2 separate regions of the Homo sapiens genome follow, and region 1 is linked to region 2. The links are chromatin contacts, found by POLR2A ChIA-PET in ENCODE. All regions are on one chromosome and are shown on one strand. The core of a region is the stretch at or near the end of the contact, and the rest is flanking DNA. Distances in the headings are between cores, read along the strand shown.

Region 1 (2,700 bases), core at 33-2,532, 9.5 Mb after region 2:
CTGTGTCAGGTCCACCCCATTACCTCTAAGTATCTGTCTCAGACACAATTACACCTGGTGCAGGCAAACACAGCTGCATGATTATCACATATGATGATTAAATCACAGGTCACACACACGCAGAGTAAGCACACAGAACAACCCACAAACCTGGTCACAGAGTGACTCATGCAGACAGACGCCCAGCTCAAATTCAGTAAAAAATGATACACATTTATAAAAATGATTACATGTGTTCACAGAGAGCCACACATAGCTACACTCAATACACACCCTGACATAGGCAACCACACCGCTCACCTCTCACAAAGGCACCTTCAGTACTTACACAGACACTCACACCCACAAGCCCTCAGACAGGCACCCTCTCCCCTCACTCCTAACATGGGCACCCTCACCTCTCACCCAGGTACCCTTGTTACTGGTGGAGGGTGTCCAGGTTCTTGGCATCTTGAACAAATAATTGGACAAAATGCACAAAGAAAAGAATGAAGCAACAAAAGCAGAGATGTATTGAAAATGAAAGTACACTCCACTGTATGGGAGCAGGCCGGAGCATAGGGGCTCAAGAGCCCGGTTACAGAATTTTCTGGGGTTTAAATACCCTCTAGAGGTTTCCATTGGTTACTTGGTATATGCCCTATGTAAATGAAGAGGACGAAGTAAAGTTACAAAGTGATTTACTCCATGTACGCCCTGCATAAATGGAGAGGATATTTCCTACCATAGCTGCAGTTTCCATTTGATTTACTTCTAGGAAGTCCTTAGGTTCCCTGCCTCCAGACCCGATTTTCTTGCCTCACCCTTACCCCTCACCCCTCACACAAACACCCTCAGCCCTCCCAAAGCCACCCTCAGCCTCACACAGCCGCCCTCACCCTCAGCCTCACACAGGCACCCTCAGCTCTCACACAGGCACCCTCAGCCCTCACACAGCCGCCCTCACCCTCAGCCTCACACAGGCACCCTCAGCCTCACACAGGCACCCTCAGCTCTCACACAGGCACCCTCAGCCCTCAGCCCTCACACAGCCGCCCTCACCCTCACCCTCACACAGGCACCCTCAGCCTCACACAGGCACTCTCACCCTCAGCCTTCACATTTCCCTCACCTCCAAGTCCCGCCTTTCGCGCATCGCCTGCTGCTCTCCCACTCAGCGCCACCTCAGTCCCACAAAGGCCGGGCTGGGATCCTGTGGCCTCCGTGCTGACCAACGTCAACTACAATTCCCAGCAGGCACCGCGCCTGGGTACACTTGAGCTTCCGGAGGACGCCGGGAATTGTAGTCCTGGCGGGCGTGGGCCCTTGAGGTGTGCTGGGAGCTGTGGTCCGGGTCGGCGGGCGCGCAAGTTGGCTAGTCTCTGCGGCCACCTCCGGAAGGGTCCGCCGGCTGTGCTGGTGAGGTGGGTTTCGGGGGTGTTCTCCGTCCTGATCCAGGCTGGAGAGGGGCACAGCAGGTCCAGAAGCCGCGAACCTCTGGGGCGGCCAGAGCGAGATGCGGGGTACCGCCCAGCGGGTAGAGAGTGAGAGGCTGACTAGGGGACGTGAGTAGACGGACTGCGAGTGCCGGACACACGCGCAGAGGATGTGACGGACTGACGGACCAGGCGTGGACGGACCGTGTGTGCACGGACTGACGGACCCGGTGTGGACAGACTCACGGACCGAATGTGGTGCGGAATGACACACTGAGTGCCGGACGGACCGACGGAGAATGTGTCGGACTGACGGAGTGTGTGTCGGATGGACTGATTGACCGGGTGTGGGGCGGACGAAGTGTGGAGCGGGCGGACAGATAACAGATAAAATGTAGGACCAGTGGCCTGGGAGGGTGTGGGGCGGACCCGTTTATGTGTCTGATAGGCGGTTCTGTGTCTGACACCTCTTGGGTGTGTGTATCTGACGGGTTGGAGTGTGTGATTCTGATAGGTTGAGTGTAACACTAACCATGGAGTGTGTGACTGACAGAGATGGTTGCCGTTTGAGACTTCCTACGTGGGTTGTGAGATACTGTGAGAGGGTGAGCGTGTGACGGTGGGATTTCAAGTGTGACTGATTTTCTTTGTGTGTCCTTGAGATGGTGACTAAGATTATGAATGACTGTGATCAGAATAATACTGTGTGATGGAAATGCTGCGAGGGCCTGTGTTTATTTTTGAGACGGAGTCTTGCTCTGTTGCCCAGGCTGGAGTGCAGTGGCGCAATCTCGGCTCACTGCAACCTCCATCTCCCGGGTTCAAGCGATTATCCTGCGTCAGCCTCCCGAGTAGCTGGGATTACAGGCACCGGCCACCACACTTGGCTAATTTTTGTATTTTTGGTAGAGACGGGCTTTCACCATGTTGGTTAGGCTGGCCCGGAACTCCTGACCTCAGGTGATCCACCTGCCTAGGCCTCCCAAAGTGCTGGGATTATAGGCATGAGCCACCATGCCTGGCCAGGCCTGTGTTTATTTGACTGATTATAGGTGACATTGAGATATTTCCTGTGTCTGGGTATTTTGAAGGCTGTGGCTGACAGACTGTACCTGAGATAATATGTGTTAATATCTGATTGACTGAGATTTTTATCAGGGAGACTAAAACTTGGGTGATCCACAAACAGTTTACCAAGCATATGAGAGAGGATTTGTGCTTTGCCATGTCTGCAGCTGAAACTGAGTGACTAGTGGTCATTCAGCTGGGCTTATGGATATGTCCC
Region 2 (2,700 bases), core at 125-2,624:
CACATCTTTCCGGAAGAAGAGGGAACTGGAGCTGGAATTACTAATCTATCCTACTTATGCGCTGAAGTCTCCATAAAAGTCCCTAAAGTATGGGGGTGGGAGAGGTTCCTTGTAGCGTCCAGCCCTACAGGGCCTTGTGGGTTTTCTCTTCGTGTGTGGAGATGAGAGATTGTAGAAAGAAAGACATGAAACTAAGAGAGAGTATGAAAGACAGCTGGGCCCAGGGGGCCACTACCACCAGTGCATGGAGTCCATTAGTGGCCTCGAATGCCTGGACTGCTGCTATTTATTGTATACAAGGCAAGGGGGCAGGGTAAGGAGTGTGAGTCATCTCAAATGATTAATAAGGTCAAGCAAGTCACGTGTCCATGTGACAGGGGGCCTTTCCCTTTTTGGTAGACGAAGCAGAGAGGGAAGACAGCATACGGTCAGCATTTTTTCTATGTACTTATCAGAGAGATCAAAGACTTTAATATTTTCACTATTTCTGCTACTGCTATCTCCCAGGAACTTAAAAGAGGAACCAGGTGTACAGGCGGAACATGAAAGTGGACAAGGATCATGACCACTGAAGCACAGTACCACAGGGAGATGTTTAAGCCTCCGGATGACTGTGGGCAGGCCTGGCTAATGTCCGGCCTCCCACAAGAGGCTGGTGAGGCAGAGTGTTCTCTAACTCCCCCAAGGAAGGGGAAACTCCCTTTCCCGGTCTGCTAAGTAACGGGTGCCTTCCCAGGCACTGGTGCTACCACTAGACCAAGGCGTCCTTAAGCCCTTATCTGGGCGTGGCGGAGGACTTTCACTCTTGTCTTCTGGTCACATCTCACCATGTCCCTTCAGCTCCTGACTCTGTATCGCCTGGTTTTTCCTCAGTTATAATAATAAAACAGAGATTAATACTAAAACTAATAATTGATAATATCCATATATAATCATCTCTATATCCTATTGCTAGTATAACTTTTCTTATTCTAAGTATTTTCTTTATTATATTGAAACAGTATGTGCCTTCAATCTCTTGCCTCAGCACCTGGGTGGCTCTCTGCCCACAGTTCCGGGCGGGGAAGCACCCCAACTCCATGGAGACGCCCAACCTGGAAGCTCCCCCAAACCCATCCTTTGCTCCCGTGCTCGGGAGGCGTTCAGATGTTGCCCTTTGCACCTCTTTATCTGACAGGTTTTATTTAATTATATGATAAACTGATAAATGTGTTTTCCTTAGTTCTGTGAGGCATTGTAGCAAATTTCTGAGCCTAAGGAGGGAGTCATGGGAACCCCCATTACTAGCAAGTCAGAAGCTCGGGTGAGACCACGTGGACTTGTGATTGGCATCTCCCAAGGGGCAGCCTCGTGGGACTGAGCCTTTCACCTGTGGGATCCGATGCTATCTCCAGGTAGATAATGTCAGAGTTGGATTGAATTGTGGGACACCCAGCTTGGGTAGGAGAATTTGTCAGCGTGGGAAAAACCCCACACACCTGGTCACAGAAGTGTTGAGTGTGAGCCTGAGAAAAACAGGTGTTTTTTTCTAGATAAGATCCATGGAAGGGGAACACAATTTTTTTTTTTTTTTGAGACAGCTCTCTGTCGCCTAGGCTGGAGTGCAGTGGCGCGATCTCGACTCACTGCAAGCTCCGCCTCTCGGGTTCACGCCATTCTCCTGCCCCAGCCTCCCTCCTCCCGAGTAGCGGGGACTACAGGCGCCCACCACCACGCCCGGCTAATTTTTTGTATTTTTAGTAGAGACGGGCTTTCACCGTGTTAGCCAGGATGGTCTCGATCTCCTGACCCTGTGATCCTCCCGCCTCGGCCTCCCAAAGTGCTGGGATTACAGGCGTGAGCCACCGCGCCCGGCCAGGGAGCCTTTAATGAGTTTAAAAGTTGTTGCATTCTTTCCTTTGCTAAATTTGGTTTCACGGGGAACACATTTCCTGGCCCCTGGGATTTGGGTGTGTATCCTGGTCTGTGACGCAGGCCAGGGGCTGGCATGTGACGCGAACCGGGGGCCACTTCCCGAAGCAGGTCAGCGAGAGGCACTCTGGAGCTGTTGCCCAGCCACTAGTGACGTCATGGGCTTTCAGTCATTCCTATTGGGTGCTCTTAGTGCTCTATCCTCAAACTCCGCAACCGGCCCTTGGAAAAGACTCTGAACTGAGGCTTCTGGAAAAAAGAATCCGAGCTTCCACGTCATTTCAGAAATACCCCCCTCACCTTATTTATTTATTTATTTATTTATTTATTTATTTATTTATTTATTTATTTATTTATTGAAACAAGGTCTGACTCTGTCGCCCAGGATGGAGGGCAGTGGCGCGATCTCTGCTCACTGCAACCTGGAACTCCTGGACTCAAGCGATCCCCCACCTCAGCCTCCCGAGTATCTGGGATTACAGGTACTCGCTACCACGCTCAGCTAATTTTTAAATTTTTTGTAGAAATGGGGTTTTGCCATGTTGCCCAGGCTGGTCTCGAGCTTCTGAGCTCAAGCGATCTGCCCGCCTCGTTCTCCCAAAGGGCTAGGATTACAGGCGTGAGCCACCGCGCCTGGCCCCCAAATTCTTTTATGTTTATAAATTTAAACTGTACGCCGGGCGTGGTGGCTCACGCCTGTAATCCTAGCACTTTGGGAGTCCAAGGCAGGTGGATCACCTGAGGTCAGGAGTTCAAGACCAGCTGACCAACATGGTGAAACCCTGTCTC

What was found. ChIA-PET counts read pairs that join two places held with the same protein, here RNA polymerase II (POLR2A).
Region 1: POLR2A ChIA-PET joins it to region 2 with 10 read pairs in WTC11. The contact joins the promoter of ZSCAN22 here to the enhancer-like site in region 2. POLR2A ChIA-PET finds 5 or more read pairs at or near these places in 2 of 52 experiments (H1 and WTC11).

The regions. Positions count from the first base shown.
Region 1 is chr19:58,325,712-58,328,411 of GRCh38, forward strand. It overlaps ZSCAN22 (zinc finger and SCAN domain containing 22), which reads left to right and starts at 1,283. Exons shown (of 3, transcript NM_181846.3): 1 at 1,283-1,403. LOC105372480 (a long non-coding RNA gene) reads right to left here and starts at 1,537. Exons shown (of 3, transcript NR_144444.1): 1 at 1,112-1,537. RefSeq lists enhancers at 1,168-1,910, 1,254-1,583.
Region 2 is chr19:48,780,565-48,783,264 of GRCh38, forward strand. No RefSeq gene overlaps it. Among named protein-coding and RNA genes, the nearest start is that of FGF21, 26 kb to the left of the region's middle. RefSeq lists a cis regulatory region at 224-864. Within about 2 kb of position 1,375, at least 19 of the 41 ENCODE cell types and tissues checked have a DNase peak (open chromatin) inside an H3K27ac peak, as active enhancers do.